Regions from separate parts of the Homo sapiens genome. Here region 1 is linked to region 2. Evidence: chromatin loops called from intact Hi-C (ENCODE). Cell type or tissue: psoas muscle. All regions are shown on one strand. Each heading gives the region's core, and the rest is flanking DNA. Links, peaks and the distances in the headings are about the cores only. Region 1 overlaps ALDH8A1 (aldehyde dehydrogenase 8 family member A1). Region 2 has its middle 100 kb from the start of SLC2A12.

Region 1 (12,495 bases), core at 3,118-11,117, 780 kb after region 2:
AGGGGCACCTCTGGGTGGGACACCAGGGCCTCACCCACCCTGGGCCCGGTTCCAAACACAATATTGACCACACCTGGTGGAACACCTGGATAGGAAACAGTATCAGTTATAGTAATTCTCAGTATGTTGAAGAGTTCAAGTTACTTGGAAATTCTCCTTTAAAGTCCAATCGCTTGAATGGGAGTGGGTAGGGATGGAGGAAGCACTTGGGTTTTACAACACTTGGAACTTCTATGGCTGCCTCTGGTTTAATAGCAAAGCAAAAACCACAGATTCACCTCTGCCCACAGTAAACACCAGGTGGGATTCCACTGGATGCTTTGCCCTAGAGAGATGCAGGGTGGAACATATTTTAGGTGATTCATTCCATAATACTGGCTAGGCCTTAGGGGTTGAGGATGCAGAGATAGTCTCAGGCAGGTCAAGCCCACTAGGGGAGCAGCACCCTGCTCCATCTTGGTGTCCAGGAGTCACAATGCTGTGTGAAAACATTAAGTAGAGAGGTGTATACATGCTGCAGAGGTGCAAAGAAGAGATTGACTATCTTGGCCCAGGGAAGCAGGGCAAGACTCCCCAGGGAGGGTGGGTTTCAGGTTGGAAGTCATGTCCACCATGCTTATAAATAGCATCATAACACTGTAGTGCCAACTTACAAGTACCACAAACAACCAAAAATGGGTGCCCCAATCTTTTCTATCACAAGACTCTGCTACCCTGTATCTTCGTGCATTTATGCATGTGTTTTCTTGTTTTATTATTTTATTTATTTATTTATTTTTGAGATGGAGTCTGGCTCTATTGCCAAGGCTGCAGTGCAGTGGCACCATCTCGGCTCACTGCAACCTCTGCCTCCCAGGTTCAAGAGATTCTCCTGCCTCAGCCTCCCGAGTAGCTGGGATTACAGGCGTGCACCATTACACCTGGCTAAATTTTGTATTTTTAGTAGAGAGGGGATTTCATCATGTTGGCCAGGCTGGTCTCGAACTCCTGACCTCAAGTGATCTGCCCACCTCGGCCTGCCAAAGTACTAGGATTACAGGCATGAGCCACCGCGCCCAGCCTATCCATGATGTTTTCTGGACTTACTTGTTCATTGCCTGCACACAACTAGAAGGTACACTAGCTAAGGGCAGAAACAGTGTCTGTTCTTTGCTCTCCGTTGTTTACTCTGTGCCACAGCCTAGTTTGGCATTGAGAAATAAAAATAAAATCCTAAGCTCCCCCAGTTGACTGAATGCAGCCTCTCTTGGCCAAAGCGATCCCAGAGAAACCTTAAAAACTGAGTTCCCAGCCATTATGGGATGAGAGGTCAAACACGCCATAGTATGACTCTTCCTTATTAATCTTTAACCAGAATTCTTTCCTCAGTGTAAGCAGAAACCAGCTCTAAAAAACAAGAAATGGATAATCTATTCCTTTATCGCCTTTAGCTAACCATCTGAAACTGCAACCAAATTTTCCTCCCTCTTTGCAGTTTGGATGTGACAGCTCACCAGTCTCACAACACATCCCTTCCTAAAAACTGATCACCATCTCGACTGGTTTTGGCTGACTTCCCGAGGATACGTAGTGAGGGTTTTCATGTCCTCTGCTTCACCTTTTGACATCAGAGGGCCAAAAACTCAACCCTCGGAACATGCTAAGGCTGCCATTTTTTGAGCACGTGATCCAGAATTCATGTCCACCATGTATATAAACGCATCATAACACTGTTATATAACACTACTCAGGAGGCTGAGGCAGGAGAATCTCTTGAACCCAGGAGGCAGAGGTTGCAGTGAGCCGAGATGGTGCCACTGCACTCCAGCCTTGGCAATGCAGCCAGACTCCATCTCAAAAATAAATAAATAAATGAAATAATAAAACAAGAAAACACATGCATAAATGCATGAAGATACAGGGTAGCAGAGTCTTGTGATAGAAAAGATTGGGGCACCCATTTTTGGTTGTTTGTGTTACTTGTAAGTTGGCCCTACAGTTTTATGAGCGCATTAAGCTCATCTGTGCATGCACCTGTTTCCCCTTTCATAAATATTCATGACTCCTCCCATATCCTACTGAATGTGAATATTCAGCCACTCTGCTCAGGATAAATTTCTGTTCCCTTTGCCCCTCCTCCAAGTACTTGTTCTCCGCTTTGGGCAGAGGCTACGCTTCCCAGCCTGCAAGATGGCTAGCCTGCAGGCTGCAACCCTTTATAAGAAATAAAACCCTCCTTTCCAAATGCATGAACCTTATGATTCTTCAGTTGATAGCACATGGAACTCAGACCAGTAAATGCAAACATTAGATAGGGTGCTTACTGTGGACTCATCACTGCTATCCGTGACTCACACACTTCAGTCTTCACAACAACCTTAGGATGTAGGTAGTTTTATTACACTTAGTTCACCAGGAAGAAATTTGAGGGAAAGTGAGATTGAATAACAATCAGTAAGCAGCAAAGCTGACAGGTTAATGACTGTTAAGTAAATGAATGAGTGAATGAATGCTTAGTGTACGTTATTCAAATTAGAAATGGTTCATGAATGGGGAAGCTTTAAAAAGAAAATCATCTTTATAATATCCAAAAAGAAAGTCATCTGTATAATCACGCTGTGTCTAGGCAGTTCTTAGGGTCTGCCTGGAGGTAGCAGAGTTTATTCCCTCTATTTCCTCAGGCCTGACCTACGGTAGGTGCAGAAATCTTGCAGCATCTCGGCTTTGTGACCTGCTTCCTTGCTTCTGGTTTCCTTCCCTTTGCTCCAGGTTAGACAATCTCTCCTCATTAGAAACATACTCCTTTGGATACAACCCATTTCTTCCAGAATCTACTTTTAAATTATAAATAATATAAATACTAATTTCACACTGATGATCCATTATCATCCAGAACATTCTCCCATACAGCCACAGCCTTGGCCCAATCACCTTGAAGCTACAGTGAAGGTCCCATCCCAGTGAGTCCTCAGGAGACAGGTGGGAAGATTCCACAAGTTGTGATGGTGCCTAGCAGAGCCCCACTTCTTTTTTTTTTTTTTTTGAGATGGAGTCTCGCTCTGTCACCCAGGCTGGAGTGCAAAGGCGCAATCTCTGCTCTCTGCAACCTCCGCCTCCTAGGTTCAAGCGATTTTCCCACCTCAGCCTCCTAAGTAGCTGGGATTACCGGCACTTGCCATCATCCCCAGCTAGTTTTTGTATTTTGGTAGAGATGGGATTTCACCACGTTAGCCAGGTTGGTCTTGAACTCCTGACCTCAGGTGATCCACCCACCTTGGCCTCCCAAAGTGCTGGGATTACAGGCATAAGCCACCATGCCTGGCCAAAGCACCACTTCTAAGCATTGCATCTCTTTACCCAACATGCACATTTGTTGAAATCTAGCTTAGGTCAGTCCTGGATTGTAGGTCACTGTCAGAGGAGTGGCTGGCACCATGTGAGAGCACCCCAGCTTTGGGTTGGGGCAAAGGAAAGTGTGGAAGGAGAGGATCCCCCTCAGTAGGTGATGCGACGAAACAAGGACAAGTCTCCCACAGTTTCCTGGGTAGGGCCCCACATCTCCACCAGTGATGGGGCATGCATGTGGGTGGATGGGGTGTGGGGCAGGAGGGGGTGGACTGTTAGGCTTTATCAATCCTGAAGGCAAAAAATGAATGGAATCACTGCTAATGTTCAGAGTAGCATTTTAACTGAGGGTGAGAGAGAATGCGGAAGCACTGCATATTTATCCCCACAGTAAAATGCGCTCACTGCGGCAGCGGATTGCTTTCCCCACGACAGTATTATCATTTTGACTACATTCCCTTGGGCTTGGATGCTAATGTCAGCTGGCCATTATTTCTCAGTACCATTTTGACATTTTATCCAGAAATTAATGGAATTTTTCTTGAGATGTCTGCCCTCTAACCTTGAAGAGATTCTGGTGATAAGAGAAGGAAAGCAGTTTAACTGACAAATAGCAATTTAGCAAAACTCAGGGGAGGTGGCTAACAGACAAGTTAGGAACAGACGAGAACAGACTAGAAGGAAACCCCTCAAATGTAGGGGCTTGGCAGGGTGGCAACAAGAAAAATTTTAGGCTTAAATAGAGCACACACACACACCCACCTACACACACACATCTCCTGCTCCACACACACACCTAATGGGAAGGGCCAGGAAAACGCAGTCAGTGGGCACTCCAGGAATGAGGGCAAATTTCCAAGAAGAAATGACTATTCCAGGAATCCCACAGAAGTATTCACTGTGTCATCTTAAAAATGAGTTTATTTTAAAGGAAGTTTATCTGTCAAGTCTGTTTAAATGCCCAGGACTAGAGGAGCTAACTCTTTAAACATCCAGAACGAATTAGTTATTTTCGCTTTTCCCTCCCCTACTAAAAGCTTCTCTTACGTTGCTCTAAAGCAGATGACACAGATGTGGTTCGCATTCCTTCCAATCCCAGTGGAGAAACTGAGGGCTCAAGAGAGGAGCAAGGTGAACATGACCCCCTCTATATTTGTCAGGGGAGGAAGTTTCAGCCCATGGAGGAAAGAGGAGAAGGGCTGTCTTAGTTTAATGGGCTTACTAGTTCCCAAGAAATAAAATCAATGCTGTGCAGAGATGGAAACAGAAACTGTCATGCAGGCCAGGTTCAGGGCAGACTGGCTGGGAAAGATAACTCATCATCTATCCAGACGTTCTTGGTCTCAGGAGAGAGTGGTTAAGGGAACACGGCTCTGCACGCCACCCCTGCCTCCAAATCCCAGTAGAGGGCAAGCCCCAGGCCTAGTCCACTCTGGGGAACCTGCAGTCACCAGGCAGGGAAGAAGTATGTCGCGCCTTTGCAGACACCACAGACCTCATTTTACAAAGAATGGGATTAGACTGTGAGGTCTTTTGTAGGGGAGGAACATGGGAAGGGTCGGCACATTTAAATGATATACCCCGCCCCACCCCCTCCACCTCGAAGCCTGGGAGCTCCATAGATGACAAATCAGAGTCCTAGGCTGGGAGGCCTCATTCCTCTGGAGGACCCTGGGATCGTAAGGCCCAGTGCCGTTCCCTAAACAGCCTCAGTTTTGAGCCTTCATCTTCCTCGTGGAGTAAAGAACTGGCTAGGGTTTACTGGAAGTTAATGTGTATGTCTGTGCTTCTAAGAAAGGTGTTCCGAAGCGGGAGAGAGGGACGGACTCTTACCCACCGGGCATTCTGTGGATACAGGAGAGCCCAGCAGTGCCTCTCTATGGGCTGAAAGGCAGCAAGGAGACCAACTAGAAAGACAGTGAGTCTGTCTCCCCCACCCAGCACTCCTGCCCTGGCCGTGGGGTGACATAGCAAAAAGACCTCACATTAAGGGGACTTCTCACAGGAGGGCTGCTGGGGTCTCCTGCCTGCTGCCTTCAAACAGTGCCAGCCTGTGCCTGTGCGGAGCTACAGCCCAGAACAAAACCAGGAGCGCATCCTGAATGCGGCCAATAAACTATTAGCAGAAAAAGAACAAGGAGCAAACGTGTGAACCTTGATATGCTAGGAAGAGGCCATATTGTATTAGCTTTCCAGTAGCAGTCCCAAAGGCAGGAAAAACTGAAGGATGTATATTTAGATCTCTTGAAATCGGGCTACTTCTACTAGGTATTCTATAGCCAAGCAAACTGTAGGTGTACCTAGCAATATTCTTATTGTCATCAGGATTAACTTGTGATTCAAGATTTTATTTTATTATTATTATTATTATTTTATTTTTTAATTTATTTTTTTGAGACGGAGTCTCACTCTGTCGCCCAGGCTGGAGTGCAGTGGTGCAATCTCGGCTCACTGCAAGCTCCGCCTCCTGGGTTCATGCCATTCTCCTGCCTCAGTCTCCCAAGTAGCTGGGACTACAGGCGCCCGCCACCACGCCCAGCTAATTTTTTGTATTTTTAGTAGAGACGGGGTTTCATCGTATTAGCCAGGATGGTCTCGATCTCCTGACCTCGTGATCCACCCACCTCAGCCTCCCAAAGTGCTGGGATTACAGGCGTGAACCACCACACCTGGCCCCAACTTAAGATTTTAATTGACTCTCTGGAGCAGGCAGGTGTCTTTGATTTGATGGGGCTGTTTAAGTCTGCGTCACTATTGTGCTGCCAGTCGCCCACCCTGGGGAGTGGAACTTGCCTGCAGTAGCACCGTTCTGGTGTTGAAGACAGGAAGCAGGGTGAGGGAACCCTGTGGGTGGAGGGGATTTCCCAGACAAGGATCAGAAAGACAAAGCCCATGATGTCACTGGAATCGATTGTGCTGCTGAGTGGAAGATTTCTATAAACTATAGGTTTGCTCCAACTCTGTGCCTGCCCCCCAACCCCAACACCTAATTACCTGCTTTATCCAGGAGTTTGCACAACATCCACGCAGTCACTGAAGTCAGCTCACTGGGCTTGGCTATCACAGTGTTCCCTGCAGCCATCGCTGGAGCTATCTTCCAGGTCAGCAAGTAGAGTGGCAAATTCCAGGGGCTGATCAGACCAGCTAAGGGATGAGAGCAGAAGCACTGCCTGTGACGGCATACCCCTCTGAGGTGGACTGGCCAAGTGGGGTTATTAACGCAAAACTCCTTCATGCTGCAGAAAACTTAGCTTACTCTTCTAACTTCTTCCCAAGCTTTGCTTATTTGTAGCCACTTTCAGGGAAATAATTCTAAAATATATTCCAAGCAACTGTATCTTTTAAAACAGAGTAAAGTCAATATGATTTCCCCATTTCTTGGCAGTTCATGATTATGAACAACAGCAATATAAACTCCAGAGCTAAAGAGTTGTCACCTATCATATACCCAAAGAAATATAAATCATTCTATTATAAAGATACATGCACGCGTATGTTCATTGCAGCACTTTGCTATTCACAATAGCAATAGCAAAGACATGGAATCAACTCAAATGCTCATCAATAATGGATTGGATAAGAATATGTGGTACATATACACAATGGAATACAATGCAGCCATAAAAAGGAACGAGATCATGTCCTTTGCAGGCACATGGATGAAGGTGGAAGCCATTATCCTTAGCAAAGTAACACAGAAACAGAAAACCAAACACCTGCATGTTCTCACTTATAAGTGGGAGCTGAACAATGAGAACACATGGACACAGGGAAAGGAACAACACACAGCAGGCCCTGTCAGGGGAGAGTCGGGGGGAAGAGCATTAGGATAAAGAGCAAATGCATGCTGGGCTTAATAGCTAGGTGATGGGTTGATAGGTGCAGCAAACCACCATGGCACACGTTTACCTATGTAACAAACCTGCACGTCCTGCACGTGTACCCTGGAACTTCAAAAAAAAATAAAAAATAAAAAAACAGTTGTCACCTGTCACTAAACAGTTCCAGAATGTGACGCATTTTGAGATTTATAGACTGAGCTTTACTTTTTCAAAAATGTCTCCTTCCCCATTATTTTAACGGTCTGGCTGTTATTTCTTCTAACATGTTTCTTTACCTTTACTTCAAATCTGTCATGGGTTGAGACATAAAATCTCAAGCTTTATATAATTATTCATAAAATAGGGGCCAATGAGTTCTGAGTGTTCCATGTGAGGGCCCTCCTATCAGTAAAGCCAATAACCTTTGGTGCATGGACTGTGACATCCATTTTGGCTATTTAGAATATTTTTAAATAAAAATTCTCTCTAGATTGTCACTTGTATCCTGACCAGATAGATTTGCTGGATGAGTAACGTAACCAGCAGCTAGAATGTGTCTCCATGCAATATTCTGAACCTATCCAGGTTTCCAATCACAAAACAAACAAATATAAAAATCTACCTTCTGAAAGGAAATTGATTCACCTTATTTTATACTCTTCCCTCAAGCCTGTGCTATGAAAGTAAATGCATCTTTTATATTATTAAATTTCCCACTGAAAAATCCATTCTTTAGGGGATAAAAATATTTTTGCAGCAAAATATATTAGCACACTTCCTAGGAGGAGGTAGAGCTTTCCACAATGCCTTGAAAACATAATTTCTGAAGGTTTCAAGTAACCAAAGCAATGAGATGTCCCAATTGTTTTCCTTTTAGCTTATATTCATAAAATGTAATAAGCTAAAAAGATGATTTTTTTCTCCGAGGAAACAGTGACATCTGGTGGAAGGTTTTAGTCATCACAGACATTTATTTATACGTTCTTCCAAAGGTCAAGAGGCAAAGGAATGCATGAAGTAAGATAATTCTCAGTAGAGGCTTATTTATCACACACCTGGCACCATACTACATGCCCTACACTTATTAATTTATTTAATGTACATAAATAGTTCTTTCTTTTTTTTTTCTTTTGAGACAGAGTCTCGATCTATCACCCAGGCTGGAGTGCAGTGGCACCATCTCAGCTCACTGCAACCTCCGACTCCCAGGTTCAAGTGATTCTCCTGCCTCAGCCTCCCAAGTAGCTGGGACTACAGATGCATGCCACCACGCCCGGCTGGGTTTTTTTGTTTTGTTTTGTTTTGTTTTTTTGAGACCGAGTCTCACTCTTGTCGCCCAGGCTGGAGTGCAATGGCACAATCTCAGCTCACTGCAACCTCGGCCTCCTGGGTTCAAGCAATTCTCCCTGCCTCAGCCTCCCAAGTAGCTGGGATTACAAGTGCCCGCCACCACATCCAGCTAACTTTTTGTATTTTTAGTAGAGATGGGGTTTCGCCATGTTGGCCAGGCTGGTCTCGAACTCCTGACCTCAGGCGATCCGCCAATCTTGGCCTCCCAAAGTGCTGGTATTACAGGCATGAGCCACCGCGCCCGGTGAATTTTTGTATTTTTAGTAGAGACGGGGTTTCACCATGGTGGCCAGGCTGATCGAATTCCTGACCTCAGATGATCCTTCTGCCTCAGCCTCTCAAAGTGCTGGGATTACAGGCGTGAGCCACTGCGCCCAGCCTGATTTTTCCTTTTTTAAATATAAGTAGAAAAAAAAATCCTGGCATGTGAATTTACATATTTACTCTTAGCATCATTCTTTTCCCTATGATTTTCCAGATAAGTCATGAACATGAGGCCTGGCGTGGTGGCTCACGCCTGTAATCCCAGCACTTGGGGAGGCCGAGGCGGGAGGATAACTTGAGGTCAGGAGTTTGAGATCAGCCTGGCCAACATGGGTGAAACCCTGTTTCTACTAAAAACACAAAAATTAGCCGGTGTGGTAGCTCGCACCTGTGGTCCCAGGTACTCAGGAGGCTGAGACTAGAGAATCACTAGAATCCGGGAAGCAGAGGTTGCAGTGAGCCGAGATCATGCCACTGCACTCCAGCCTGGGCGACAGAGCAAGACGCTGTCTAAAAAGAAAAGCAGGGAATTTGACACAAAGAAAATAAACTAGAAATAGATCTTTGAGGCCAATGGATTTTAGAAAAGAAAAATATCAGCTCTTCCTTTTCTTTAACCTGTTCCTTGAGGACAATGCCATAGAATGTTGTGAGCATCTGCAAGCATAACCGGGAGGTGGGCTCTCACTGAACAGCACTCACCGACTCCCACCGGGGCCCGCACCGTGTAGTGCATGCAGCCCAGGTGGTCCATCTGCGTGCACTCTGACGTGTGGTGCAGGCTGGAGGAAGCGAAGAACCTGAAGTTCTGCACAGACCGGGGAATGTCCATGGTTCTTGCCAGTGCTAAGGTTTTCCCTGTAAGAAGCAAACAACATAAAGCACTATCAGCTAATGGGGACACTCTATCCATCAGCTTCCACTGCCCACGCGTCCCAACTCACACTGAAACAGCCTGGATTCCTTCTAGCCCGGGGCAGGCATTCCTTGACCTCACAAAGACTTGATCATGGTTTGATAAAACCATACAATATTTAGGTATAAGGTTGGAAACTGAGGTGGGGGGTTAAAATTGAGTCAATAATCTTTGTTCTGTGAACTGAACACATCATTCTCATCACCAGTTTGCCAGATGCTACCACTTCACCCACACAAACTCTTGCAATTCAAAATCACCAGGCTTTGTACCTGCGACAAAGGCATTGAAATACGGGTGTTAGGACAGTTGTAATTGCACAGCACAAAACGAAACACTTTTATACACATGTAATGTGTATTTCATGACCTCCCCACACATGGTAGAGTCATCAGAAGAGCGGCTGGGAATGCCCTGGCACGGGATGCTGTGTGGCACCTGCTTGCCCATCACATGCCCTGCACGTCCTAGCTCCTGGATGGAACAGAAAGAGAAACAGAAGCTTACCTAGACTGCTACTGAGTTCTCTTTAGCGATGCAGGGAGCCTGGCCAGGAACACCAGCAGAGAACTATTTTCTTTTTAAGGGCTTGGACTCAGGCTGCTTTCTGATTTTTGATTGGTTTATGGCACACATGTAATTTTTAAAACTCTTGGCTTATCTTAACAGATATTCTTGCAAAAATTTACAAATATTTACTCCATTACTCTGACCTCTGGGAAAGAGTGGGAAAAAAAAATGAGATGTGTCGGGAGTGGAATGGTGACTGACATATCAGAAAACATCCTAAATAATCTGACTGCATAACTGCTTTTCAAATTATCTTTGCTTTGAAATTCTCTGCTTAGAATGAGTAGGAGACTGCATGATCAGCCCTAGTTCTTCATCTCTCCCTATATCCATGCCCTTTGCTGTATATATTTGCACTTCCTTTCATCCAATGAACAGAGTATATTTCTTTGCCCCTCAGCTTTTGGATCCAGCCATGTGACTTTCTCTGGCCATCTGAATGAGACAGGGCTGGGCCAGCCACAAGTCCTGGCCTTCCCAGGCCTGGAGCAGGGGAGGGTTTGCTCTCCACTTCTACTATTGCCAGAGGAGCAGGCACATGGGCTGGCCTGATGGCCCCAAGAGGGATAACATGAATAATCAGAGATGCCCTGAGTCCCATGTTACAGTTAAGAGGCAACTCTCACCTTGGTCTTTAGACTCGGCCTGGGCAAACTCCTCCAGGGACTGCTCCAGCAAATCCGCCACCTGGTTCAGGACCCGTGAGCGCTCCTGGGGGCTGCGGGATGACCAGCTGGGAAAGGCTTCTCTGGCGGCCTTGACCGCGGCTTCGATCTTTGAGGAGCAAATGGGAGAAAGGGTCACCTTAAAGCTGTTAGTCCTTGGGGGATGGACAAAACCAGAATCCTCAGGTCTCCACACACCTCATTTTTGTTTTGTTTTGTTTTGTTTTTTAGATGGATTCTCACTCTGTAGCCCAGCCTGGAGGGCAGTGGCGCAATTTTGGCTCACTGCAACCTCTGCCTCCGGGGTTCAAGTGATTCTCCCACCTCAGCCTCCTGAGCAGCTGGGATTACAGGCATGTGCCACCATGCCCAGCTAATTTTTGTATTTTTTAGTAGAAAGGGGGTTTCACCATGCTGACCAGGCCGGTCTTGAGTTCCTGAATACAAGTGAACCACTCGCCTCGGCCTCCCAAAGTGCTGGGATTACAGGTGTGAGCCACTGCACCTGGCCCACCCTAATTTTGAATATTCAACATGTCCCAGTGCTGAGCCACCCACAAAGTAGATGACACAGGTGTTTACATGACCAGCAAAGGAGGGGTACCATAGAAACAAAGAAACGCGCTCCATTTCAACCAATGCATCCTGAATGTAGTAATCAGATCATTAGAAAGAAGCTATTTGAATTTTAACATATGTACATTTTCAATCACTTCAGAAACTAGAATTTTTAAAAATATTGTGGGCCAGGAGTGGTGGCTCATGCCTGTAATCTTAGCACTTAGGGAGGCTGGGTTGGGAGGATCGCTTGAGCCCAGGAGTTTGAGACCAGCCTGGTCAACATAGTGAGACCCTGTCTCTACACAAAGGTTTTTTAAAAAATTAGTTGGGCGTTGTGGTGCATGCCTGTAGTCCCAGCTACTCAGGAGGCTAAGGTGGGAGGATTACTTGAGCCCAGGAGGTAGAAGCTGTAGTGAGCTGTAATTGTGCCACTGCACTCCAGCCTAGGTGACAGAGTAAGACCCTGTCTCAAAAAAATGTATATGTTATACATATATACTATATATATATAGTATATATAGTATGTATATATTATATATACAGTAGAAGAAGAAAATTAATCTAGATATGTGGAATCTCTAAAGCTTCTAACTCAGCTCTGACATATCTTATAAAGTCTGAAATTTTGGGTGAAATCACATCCTCAGATTGTCATTTTCACTTGAAATGACTAATTATATTTATAATTTATTGACTAATTTTTATATAAGGGAATATGCTAAATACTTTACACAAATTATTTTTATTTAAGTCCTTTCAAAATTCTATAACATGAGTATTGCTATGCCCATTTTACAGATGAGAAAACTGAGACATAGAAACTCAAGCAATTTGCCATAGGTCACACAGCTAATAAGTGGCAGAATCAGGACTCAAACCCAGATTTTGGTGGTTCCCAGGACCACAGGTTGCTCTGCCTGCTGCCTGATTCTGCCCAGTGGAAGAGGCTTTATTGGAGAAGAGGAGATTTGTGGCTGGACAGATGGCTTGGGTACCTCCTTTTAGAGTTACATACAAAAGGAAA
Region 2 (12,495 bases), core at 1,914-9,913:
AACTGGGTAACAGGCAGAGATTGGAACAGTTCAAAGGGCTCAGAAGAAGACAGGAAAATGTGGGAAAGTTTGGAACTTCCTAGAGACTTGTTGAATGACTTTGGCCAAAATGCTGACAGTGACATGGACAATAAAATCCAGGCTGACGTGGTCTCAGATGGAGATGAGGAACTTGTTGGGAACTGGAGTAAAGATGACTCTTGTTATGTTTTAGCAAAGAGACTGGCAGCATTTTGCCCCTGCCCTAGAGATTTGTGGAACTTTGAACTTGAGAGAGATAATTTAGGGTGTCTGGCGGAAGAAATTTCTAAGCAGTAAAGCATTCATGATGTGACTTGGTTGCTGTTAAAGGCATTCAGTTTATAAGGGAAGCAGAGCATAAAAGTTTGGAAAATTTGCAATCTGACTATGTGATAGAAAAAAAAAACGTATTTTCTGGGGAGAAATTCAAGCCGGCTGCAGAAATTTGCATAAGTAGCAAGGTGCCTAATGTTAATCCCCAGGACCGTGGGGAAAATGTCTCCAGGCCATGTCAGAAACCTTCACAGCAGCCCCTCCCATCACAGGCCTAGAGGCCCAGGAGGAAAACGTGGTTTTGTGGGCTGGGCCCAAGACCTCCGTGCTGTGTGCAGCCTAGGGACTTGGTGTCCTGTGTCTCAGCCACTCCAGCCATGGCTGAAAGGGGCCAATGTACAGATAGGGCTGTGGGTTTAGAGGGTGAAAGCCCCAAGCCTTGTCAGCTTCCACATGGTGGTAAGCCTGCTGATGCACAGAGGTCAAGAATTGAGGTTTGGGAACCTCCACCTAGGTTTCAGAACATGTATGGAAACACCTGGATGCCCAGGCAGAAGTTTGCTGCAGGGGCAGGGCCCTCATGGAGAACCTCTGCTAGGGCAGTGCAGAAAGAAAATGTGGAGTCAGAGCCCCCACACAGAGTCCCTACTGGGGCACTGCCTAGTGGATCTCTGAGAAGAGGGCCACCTCTTCTCCAGACCCCAGAATGGTAGATCCACCAACAGCTTGCACTGTGCACCTGGAAAAGCCACAAGCACTCAACGCCAGCCAGTGAAAGTTGCGGGGGGAAGCTGCACCCTGCAAAGCCACAGGGACAGAGCTGCCCAAGACCATGGGAACCCACCTCTTGCATCAGCATGACCTGGATATGAGACCTGGAGTCAAAGGAGATCATTTTGGAGCTTTAAAATTTGACTGCCCTGCTGAATGTTGGATTTGCATGGGCCCTGTAACACCTTTTTTTTTGGCGAATTTCTCTCATTTGAAATGGTTGTATTTGCCAAATACCTGTATTCCCATTGTATCTAGGAAGTAACTAGCTTGTTTCTTTTATTTTACAGGCTCATAAGTGGAAAGGACTTGCATTGTCTCAGATGAGACTTTGGACTGTGGACTTTTGGGTTAATGCTAAAATGAGTTAAGACTTTGGGGGACTGTTGGGAAGGCATGATTGATTTTGAAATGTGAGGACATGAGATTTGAAGGGCGCCAAGGGCAGAATGATATGGTTTGGCTGTGTCCCCATTCAAATCTCAACTCAAATTTTATCTCCCAGAATTCCCACGTGTTGTGGGAGAGACCTAGGGGGAGATAACTGAATTATGGGGGCTGGTCTTTCCTGTGCTATTCTCGTGATAGTGAATAAGTCTCACAATATCTGATGGGTTTATCAGGGGTTTCCACTTTTGCTTCTTCCTTATTTTCTCTTGCCACCACCATGTAAGAAATGCCTTTTGCCTCCCGCCATAATTCTGAGGCCTCCCCAGCTATGTGTAACTGTAAGTCCAATTAAACCTCTTTTTCTTCCCAGTCTTGGGTATGTCTTTATCAGCAGTGTGAAAAAAGACTAACACAATAGGGTGAAAGGGGGCACATCATCACCAAAAACATGAAGAGTAGGTGAGGCAGCCTCTCAGGAACAGAGAACAGCATGTGGAAAATCGCTGAGACAGGAAAGAGCTTAACAAATATGTTCAGGATCAAGGTTGTTTCTATCTATCTGGTTCTGACTCTGACCTTGGCCCCAGCACAGGACTTCTTGGGTTTGCTCCCGGCTTCACGTAGCACAGCACAGTAAGAAGTTTCTTCCAGAACACAGCCCTGATTGCAGAACCCTGGCCAATCAACCTGGCCCCCACCAGGCCTCACCTAGCAAATTCAGAGACTGGTGGTCTTTTATGGGCCATTTCACAGCATTTTCATTTGAAAGGGCACATAGACTCAGGAATTACAGGCTGAGCAGGCGCAGAATCGATGCAGGGCAGCTCCTTTTGACAAGTCCCAGTTGCTGTTAGAGCTCAGGATGTGCACGTGTGTGAATGCAAGTGCCATGCGCTATTCCTGCTTTACAGTGTGCCTGTGTTCTTGCAGCCGTGGTCCTTGCACTAACCTTATTACCTGCTTTCAATCTTCCACTGTCACACAGGAATGCCAGCTCAGCTGCAAAGTCATCTGGAAAATTAATCTCCAGGTTGAGTGACACCTCTTGCCCAGATTAGCTTTGCCTTCCAATGTTCATTCTTTCCAGATCATATTAAACAATGAGAATATCAGCCAAGAAGGAAATGCCCAGTGGGCCCTTCTCAGAAGTCTTTGATGCAGAGAGAAAAATGACTTGGTCACAATAAGCTTTAAAATAAAGAAATAGTAATAAAAGCTTAGTAAACATGTATTTCCCTCAAAGCAGACAGTATAAAATAATGTGCACTTAGTTTAACAGACCTGCTTTGGCCGGGCACAATGGCTCATGCCTGTAATCCCAGCACTTTGGGAGACCAAGGCGGGTGGGTCACTTGAGGTCAGGAGTTCGAGACCAGCTTGGCCAACATGGTGAAACCCTGTCTCTACTAAAAATACAAAAAATTAGCTGGGCGTGGTGGCGCGCACCTGTAATCCCACTTACTTGGAAGGCTGAGGCAGGAGAATTGCTGGAACCCGTGAGGCAGAGGTTGCAGTGAGCCAAGATCGCACCACTGCACCCCAGCCTGGGAGACAGAGTGAGACTCTGTCTCAAAAAAAAAAAAAAAAAAAAAATTAACAGGCTTGCTTTGATTCTAGTAATATCCTGAGAAGGATTTTAACCTTCCTAACTTCCTCGGTAAAAATAAAGAGATTGACATTAGCAGCCTTCAATTTTCTGATGCCAGATAAAGTTTATTACTCCCAGTTGACTGGATATTGTAAAGAATGACATATATTCAGGTCTGGGAAGAGCATGTTCCATTCCGTCAATCATTCTTCTGCCTGGGAAGTGATGGAAATATGAGGGCCTCCAGGGTCAGTAAGACCTGAATTGAATCCTGTCTGTGCCATTCACTAGCTCAATGGAAAAATTATTTGTCCTTGCTAGTCTCAGTGTCCCTTCTACAGCTCCTAGACAACAAAACTTATCTGATTAAATAATGTAATGTATCCACAGTGCCTAAACATAGGCAGGTTTCCACAAACACTAGCTGTTTATTCTTTTTTGTTTTTGAGACGGAGTCTCGCTCTGTCGCCCAGGCCGGACTGTGGACTGCAGTGGCGCAATCTCGGCTCACTGCAAGCTCCGCTTCCCGGGTTCACGCCATTCTCCTGCCTCAGCCTCCCGAGTAGCTGGGACTACAGGCGCCCGCCACCGCGCCCGGCTAATTTTTTGTATTTTTAGTAGAGACGGGGTTTCACCTTGTTAGCCAGGATGGTCTCGATCTCCTGACCTCATGATCCACCCGCCTGGGCCTCCCAAAGTGCTGGGATTACAGGCGTGAGCCACCGCACCCGGCCACTAGCTGTTTATTCTTTCCCTCCCTTCTGAGATATTTTGAGTTGTGGTTACAAATGTGTATGTGTTTAGTAGAACAGAAAACTGGCACACCATTTGATACATTCCCTCTGTATACATGTAATAGGGGAATTATCTGAAGGACTGCATGGCAAGACTTCCAAAAGTACTGATGAAACACTTCTGTTAATATCGCTTAGATAATCAGAAATACCCTTTCTTTTAGATGGTGTCTAACTAAAAAGACACAACTCAGAGGATTAAGAGTCATGGGTTTTAGCTCCATTTGTCCTGTTAACTAGTCATGAGACCTAAGATAGCCAATTAATCTTTACTTCTGGCCAGGCATGATGGCTCATGCCTGTAATCCCAGCTCTTTGGGGGCTGAGGCAGGTGGATCACTTGAGCCCAGGAGTTCAAGACCAGCCTGGGCAACATGGTGGAACCCAATTTCCAAAAGAAAATACAAAAATTTTCCAGGTGTGGTGGCATGCACCTGAAGTCGCAGTTTCTTGGTGGGCTGAGGCGGGGGGTTCACTTGAGTCTGGGAGGTCAAGGCTGCAGAGAGCCATGATTGTGCCACTGCACTCCAGCCTGGGTGACAGAGTGAGACCCTGCCAAAAAAAAAAAAAAAGCAAAAACAAAAAACACCCTTATTTAGCCAATTGGATTTATAACATCTGCCTTAGCCCAATGCTTTGGGCTATTAAATGAGAGTTTAGATAGTCACTGCTTGTCCTTGAAATGTGAATACCTTGTATTGGCCTCCAAACATAATAGTATTATGTGCTATGTTCTCAAAACTACTATTTATTTATTTATTTATTTTTTGGTCCACTTTTATGTGTTTTTCTCATGTTTTAAACTTTAAGTATCATTTCAGGGAGTCAGTGTAACTTGAGTAATATATTTAAAATCGTGGCCTTTGATCATTTAGGCAAACTATTTATTAATAACTTGTATATCACACATTTAAATAGTCAAGACTTTCCCTCTTTAAGTTAGATATAATTTCTATTTTACAGAAAATAAAAAACAGTCAGCCTAACAGCACACTTGATTTTTTGGAAACTACATTTACACTTGCATCTTCTACATTTGCACCTGATACAAATAATTGTATCAGGGAGATACAATCATTTGCTGAAGGTCATGAGAGCAGTAAGGGACTGTGGCATTCAAATCCTGTTGTTTCTGACTCTAAATTTCACTATTTCGTATGGTTATGCTGTAACATGGAAGAAGTCTCTCTTCTTCGTGTTTTCAGGTTTAAACAAAAGAGTTTCAGGCTAGCTGTGGTGGCTCACACCTGGAATCCTAGCATTTTGAGAAGCCAAGGTAGGAGGATCACTTGAGCTCAGGAGTTCAAGACCAGCCTGGGCAAAATAGTGAAATCTTGTCTCTACAAAAAAATTTTAAAAATTAGCCTGGTGTGGTGGCACGCACCTGTAGTCCCAGCTACTCAGGTGGCTGAGGTAGGAGGATCACTTGATTCCATAAGATGGAGGCTGCAGCGAGCTGTAACCATGCCACTGTACCCCAGTCTGGGTGAAAGAAGGAGACCCTGTCTCAAAGAGTAAACAAAATAAAAGAGCTTCAAAGTTTTACATTGTAAACCCACTGCCTCCAAATGTTCAGATATACATTAGGACAAACTCTAATCTTGTTGAGTAGCAAAAAAATAAAATATTCTCATTTTCTGAGCTAAGTGAGGCACCAACATTTGTATAGTCACCTAATTATTTTTTAATCTATCTGCCTGGTTTGCAAAACTCATGAAGACAAGGACCACATTCCTTTTTGTTCATCATTGTATCCCTAGCACTAAGCGTGGTGCCTAACATTGAGAAATACTCAATAGATTTTTATTGAAGCAATGATATGTATATGAATGAGTGAACTATAACAAGTTTCAGGTATAAGCTGAATTTTAAGTACAAGTTATGGGGAAATAAAGAAGGAAATAGCTCTCCAACAAAGTCCCTCACCTTTTTCTCCTGTGTTAACATCACTGCTGGTTTACAAAATAAGCACCAGGTTAAAATTCTGACAAGGACGTCTGTGTAGGATAGATCATTCCAGGTAAAATATGGGTTCTTGCTCTAAAATTTGGCCTTTTTTTGGTCATGACTTGTGAAAATAAAACTTATCAGCAAAACTTCATACAAAAAAGTTTTATAAATAAAAATAGTGAAAGAAATAGTATACTGAATGTGTGTACCAGACAGGTAAATAATACAGGTAATATTTATATCTGAAACCGAGAAAATGCAGTATCATGTATCATTGTGTCCACTGGGTGGCGCTGCAGACTGAGGTTGATATTCCACAAATTGCTACCCTGATGTCAGACAATAAAACAAGTTAGACAGTAATTCTTTATATGTAAAAGTTCCTATTTTTCATTTGATTCTCACAATAGCTCTGTGAGGAATGTACAGTATGTATTATTATCCCTTAAACACAGGACTTAGATACCATTAAATATATGCCGCTGCCTCTCAGATTTGTAATACATTTTAATCAAATATTCACTTTAAAACAGCCCATTCATATTTGAACTAAATGTTCCAAAGTTATTAACTGGTAACCTTTGGTTCTTTTCTACAGTTTCAAGATTTTGCCTCATAAAAAAGCAATCCCTTGCTGGGCGCAGTGGCTCAAGCCTGTAATCCCAGCACTTTGGGAGGCCGAGGCAGGCGGATCACAAGGTCAGGCGTTCGAGACCAGCCTGGCCAACATGGTGAAACCCCATCTCTACTAAAAATACAAAAATTAGCCGGGTGTGGTGGCGCTTGCCTGTAATCCCAGCTACTCAAGAGGCTGAGGCACAAGAATCGCTTGAACCTGGGAGGCGGAAGTTGCAGTGAGCCGAGATCGTGCCATTGCACTCCAGCCTGGGTGACAGAGTGAGACTCCATCTCAAAAAAAAAAAAAAAGTAATCCCAGTGGAAGGGAGACTAAAATAGCTGGCCTATATATTCCTGGCAGTGGCTCCTTTGCTCACGCTCAGTAAATATGCCATGATGTTCAAAGGAGGCCTGGGAAGAAGTGAAGGCTCTGGTGTCAGAAACAGTGGATTCCAACTCTGGCCCTTCCGCCCTCTCCATAGGTGTCGAGTCATTTGAACTTTTCAGAGCCTCGGTATTAACATATTGAATAGAAATATTTTACCCTCTTTGTCTTACTAGTCTGATAAGAAGATAAAATGAGTCAACATGAGAGAAGTGTTCTGTGAATGTAGGTTATTTATTTATTCACTTATTTATTTATTGAGATAGGGTCACTGCAGACTCAACACCCGAGGCTCAAGCGATCCTCTTACCTCAGCCTCCTGAGTAGCTGGGAACACAAGGGCATCGCCAGCCTGGCTAATTTTTGTATTTTTGGTAGAGATGGGATTTCACCATGTTGCCCAGGCTGGTCTCAAACTCCCAAGCTCAAGCTATCCTCCCACCTCGGCCTCCCAAAGTGCTGGGATTCCAGGCGGGAGCCACCGTGACCAGCCAATGTGAAACATTTTCAAAATCAATTTAAATAAACGGTTGCAGTCGTCCCTCTGTATCCACAGGGTCCACATCCATGGATTCAACCAACCATGAATTGAAAATATTTTTTGAGGCCAGACATGTTGGCTCACATCTCAAGGTGCTTGTAATCCCAGCACTTTGGGAGGCTGAGGGGGGTGGATCACCTGAGGTCAGGATTTTGAGACCTGCCTGGCACAAAAATCAAATGTGCTTTTAGGCTATTTTTTATTTTAGTAGAAACCCTGTCTCTACCAAAAATACAAAAATTAGCTGGGCATGGTGTCAGGTCCTGTAATCCCAGCAACTCGGGTGGCTGAAGCAGGAGAATTACTTGAACCTGGGAGGCAGAGTTTGCAGTGAGCCAAGATTACGCCATTGGACTCCAGCCTGGGCAACAGAGCAAGACTCCATCAAAAAGAAAGAGAGAGAGAGAGAGGGAGGGAGGAAGGAAGAAAGGAAGGAAGGAAGGAAGGAAGGAAGGAAGGAAGGAAGGAAGGAAGGAAGGAAGGAAGGAAGGAGGGAGGGAGGGAGGGAGGGAGGGAAGGAGGGAAGGAAGGAAGGAAGGAAAGAAAGAAAGAAAAATATTTATTGAAAACCCAAAGGCCAGGCACGGTGGCTCACGCCTGTAATCCCAGCACTTTGGGAGGCTGAGGTGAGTGGATCACGAGGTCAGGAGATCGAGGCCATCCTGGCTAACACGGTGAAACCTGGTCTCTACTAAAAATACAAAAAATTAGCCGGGCGTGGTGGCGGGCGCCTGTAGTCCCAGCTACTCGAGAGGCTGAGGCAGGAGAATGGCGTGAACCCAGGAGGCGGAGCTTGCAGTGAGCCAAGATCGTGCCACTGCACTCCAGCCTGGGTGACAGAGCAAGACTCCGTCTCAAAAAAAACAAAAAACAAACAAACAAACAAAAACCCAAAGGCAATAAAAAAAATACAACAGTAAAAAAAATACAAATTTTAAAATACAGTAGAACAACTATTTACATAGCATTTACATTGTATTATGTATTATAAATAATCTAGAGATGACTTAAAGTATACGAGAGGGTGTGCATAGGTTATACACAAATACTAAGCCTTTTTTTTTTTTTTTTTTGAGATAGGGTCTCCTTGTGTCACCCAGACTGGAGTGCGGTGGCTTGATCTCGGCTCACTGCAATCTCCGCTCCCCCAGGTTCAAGCGATTCTCCTGCCTCAGCCTCCCGAGTGGCTGGGATTATAGGCACGCACCACCACACCCGGCTAATTTTTGTATTTTTAGTAGAGACGGGGTTTCACCATGTTGGTCAGGCTGGTCTCAAACTCCTGACCTCGTGATCCACCCGCCTTGGCCTCCCAAAGTGCTGGGATTACAGGCGTGAGCCACCGCTCCTGGCCTACTAAGCCATTTTATTTAAGCGACTTGAGCATTCACAGGGTTTGGTATCTGCGGGGACCCCGGAACCAATCCTGCCCCCGGGTACCAAGGGACAGTTGAGCACCTTGAGATGTATATAAAAACTCATTTCTACCAAATAACAAAACTCTCAAAAGGATACTGTTAGAAAAAGTTTTAAAAGATTCCTGGCCGGGCACGGTGGCTCATCGCCTGTAATCCTGGCACTTTGGGAGGCCGAGGCGGGTGGATCACGAGGTCAGGAGATCGAGACCATCCTGGCTAACACGGTGAAACCCCGTCTCTACTAAAAATACAAAAAATTAGCCGGGCGTGGTGGCGGCCACCTGTAGTCCCAGCTACTCGGGAGGCTGAGGTAGGCGTGAACCCAGGTGTGAACTCCTGGTGTGAACCCATGTGAACTCCTGGCGTGAACCCAGGAGGCGGAGCTTGCAGTGAGCCAAGATCATGCCACTGCACTCCAGCCTGGGCAACAGAGCGAGACTCTGTCTCAAAAAAAAAAAAAAAAAAAAAAAAAAAAAGATTCCTGTGGGCTTCACGTCTTAAGCGCTGTAAAACCGGGACATGGGATTATTTACTTAAATATCTTAATCTTCTTGATCTGCCTGTGGAAGCTGGAAAAGTATGCATGTCCAGGGGTCTGAGGGTACATGGCTGTTCTCCGTGCTTTTAAAGATGCCCAACAGGAGAAATTCACAGGAAACAATATTTTAAGTCATGAAGCACAAAGAAGGTCCCAATAGTCCCAGACTCCAGCTCTGGGGTCAAGTGCTAAAAGCATTGTTACTTTCTTACTTACGAAGTTACAAAACATTGTTTCTGAGTCCCTGGCATGTAAGTTACCTCAGATCCTCAGCAGTACAAAACAAGCGCTTTTAGTCCCAATTTGGGAAAGAAGAGACTAAGAAGTGGAGCCAGTTTTCAAAAGTCAGAGGTTCTCCTTATTCACCATGCTGCCTCCCTCACCATACCTTTCCTTGGTGTCCTGTTCATTGTAACTCTGGATAATTAGCCAAGCTGATGCCTTGTCCTTTTACAGAATGACAGAAAATTCTTCAGATTATTATAAACAATGTGTGATCCATTTTCCCTTGTGAGTGAGTGAATGGTCTGTTTAAAAAGGGCCTATCAAATGCTCCTCGTTAATGACTAAGAGCCTGTCTGCTTTCTTTCCCAAAGTGGGAATGGGATTGTGATGGAAGTTGGGCCCACCAGGTGTGTGGATATGGTTAGAAGCTGCAGACAGTCTTTATTGACCACCATCTTGGAGGGATGGACTTTGCGACGTCCAATGCCAAATTACTGCCCAAAAGATAAGGAAAGAATGAGAATGCAAAACCTGGGGTGGTGGGGGAGGGGGGCTCACTGAATTTTACATAATTGCATATGAGATGAGACTAGAAATTTTGCAGATGTTTCTGGCTACAGACTCATTTTACTTGGCCAGACAGTGGTTTTGTTTTTGGGTTTCATTATTATTTTAATTTCAGGGCATTTAAGAGAAAATGCATTGCCCATGGCTCTGATTACCATATTCTAATGTGATTTATAGGACTGGCTCCTGAAGCCATTAAGTTTATGACCCCTGGACTTAGAGATCTTTCCTATTCTGGCGTTTTTATGACTCTATGGAATTGGAAGGACAGGATAGTTCATAGTGAGAGTGACTCACAGGAATGGCTGGAAGGGAAAGTACCCCCTAATCAGGAAGGTTTTGGGAAAACATTCAGGTATGCCCTAGGCATAGAAGAACTATTTAGTAACAGGAAACTCAAGATGGTTTCTACTCTGTTTTACAAAGATTGTAGCTAGGATGAAGTTGCATTTTGAAAGGTGAGATGTCAGATTCTAAAGACTGTGTGGGGTGAGGCAAAAATTGTACGTAGTTGCAAAGGGCAACCTTGAAAGTCAATGCTGTGTCTCAATGCATCTACCAATTTTATTTTGTGGTTGTTGTTTGCTTTGTTTTTGTTTGTTTGTTGTTGTTGTTATTGTTGTTTTCCTGTAGCAGGAAAGCAAATCCCTGGGTCTGCATTCAGCAGCAGATGAAAAACTCAGCGTGCATTGTAAGGGTAATGTTGCTCCAAAAATCTTTAAGCACTGGAATCACACAAGTGAGCTTCTGGACTTTTAAAAAATATGAACAATGGGGATAACTTTTTTTAAAAAATCAGCGAGACCCCTCCTCTTCTCCCTCCTTTAAAATTTTACCTTAATCTCAGCCAAAAGCCTGAGAAGTGATTCCCTTAAATTCTAATTTAGAAACATCTGTGTTACTGGAAGCCTTCATGCTTGTACTTGCATACCAAATTTCTGAAAGTTTATACCAGAAAAGCTTAATATTGGTTATCTCCAGCCAGAAGAAATTGAGCTGGGAATGGCTGAAAGGGGAGATTGTAAAATTATTACCCATTTTTTGACCTATTATATTTTGTTTTATTTATTTTAAACATGAGCATGTTATCCATACATAAATAAAAGGAAAATTTAAGGAAACATTATTTTATTCACATTCTTTATTTTTCCTTATTTCATTATTGTTTTATTTACCTTATTTTAAAATAACTGTCATATATGTTTGATTTGAAATATTGTATTTTCTCTAAATTTACCCCAAAGTGTTCATTGTTAGGTAGCATGTGATTTAATTCAAATATCAGATCATTTCTGTTTGTCTCTTTTTTTAATAATCTTTCAGAGGAAAATATAATCACAGTTTTCAGTTTGGACCCCAGATCATTTTGAGCCAAATTTTAATTGATTTAATTAAATAAACTTATCTAATGATTGCTGAAACAGACAGATATGTGCTGAGCTTTGCTGGCAAAACTGTAACACTCTTGGAATCAAATGGGTTCATTCGGGTTAGGGAGGACAATGAATTTGGCCTGTGGAATGCTACATTAAGAGTCTATGACTTTCAGGCCAGGCGCGGTGGCTCGTGTCTGTAATCCTACCACTTTGGGAGGCTGAGACGGGTTGATCACCTGAGGTCAGGAGTTGAAGACCAGCCTGGTCAACCTGGCCAAACCCCGTCTCTACTAAAAATACAAAAATTAGCCAGGTGTGGTGGCACAAACCTGTGATCTCAGCTACTCAGGAGGCTGAGGCAGGAGAATCGCTTGAACCTGGGGGGTGGAGGCTGCAGTGAGCAGAGATTGCGCTCAAGCCTGGGCAACAGAGCGAGACACCATCTAAAAAAAAAAAAAAAAAGAGTCTATCAAAAGTAGCAAGAAAAGAAGAGTGAGCAGAATGGTGTTGGAATCATCTAGGTGTCGTGAACAAATTGGCAGTCACTCATCTATTTTATGTATGTGTATGTCAAGTGACTTGCATCCTTATGCTGATGACCCTTGGTCTACTGCTCCCACGAAGTGCTTGTCTACTTGTATATTTCCTTGTGAACAGTCTGTACTTGGCATGTTGTCATTATAACACTGCCATCATGCCGCCTGTGATACACTACTAGGTGGAGCACAGGACAGAGGACCCAGAAAAGAAGAAACACAGAACCCTGCCCATCAGAGTCCATGGTTTCCAAGGCATCCAAATACACAAAGATATCTGTCTGAACACAGTGTTATAGGCACACACTGAGTAAACTTTAAGGAGTGGCCAGCTGAGGTGGCTCACGCCTGTAATCCCAGGACCTTGAGAGTCCAAGGTGGGTGGATTACTTGAGCCCAGGAGTTTGAGATTAGCCTGGGCAACATAGCAAGACCCCATCTCTACAAATAATAAAAAACAATTAGCGGGGCATGGTGATGGATGCCTGTAGTCCTAACTACTCC

Evidence for each region. Peaks named below come from ENCODE experiments on the same cell type or tissue, not always from the same donor. Only the 100,000 strongest peaks of a DNase experiment are listed, where the experiment ranks them.
Region 1: it touches region 2 in a loop (5-fold over the local background); 84 of 110 quality-filtered maps call a loop at or near these places.

The regions. Positions count from the first base shown.
Region 1 is chr6:134,932,948-134,945,442 of GRCh38, forward strand. It overlaps ALDH8A1 (aldehyde dehydrogenase 8 family member A1), which reads right to left. Exons shown (of 7, transcript NM_022568.4): 2 at 10,872-11,019; 3 at 9,462-9,617; 4 at 6,319-6,468; 5 at 1-85. Among named protein-coding and RNA genes, the nearest start is that of ALDH8A1, 11 kb to the right of the region's middle. RefSeq lists a silencer at 1,430-1,630. In psoas muscle, for the core only: a CTCF peak has its summit at 8,094 (motif pointing left); no DNase peak of the experiment used is centred there.
Region 2 is chr6:134,150,883-134,163,377 of GRCh38, forward strand. No RefSeq gene overlaps it. Among named protein-coding and RNA genes, the nearest start is that of SLC2A12, 100 kb to the left of the region's middle. RefSeq lists an enhancer at 9,620-10,121. In psoas muscle, for the core only: a CTCF peak has its summit at 6,070 (motif pointing right); a DNase peak (open chromatin) is centred at 6,079; H3K27ac peaks cover 1,385 bases.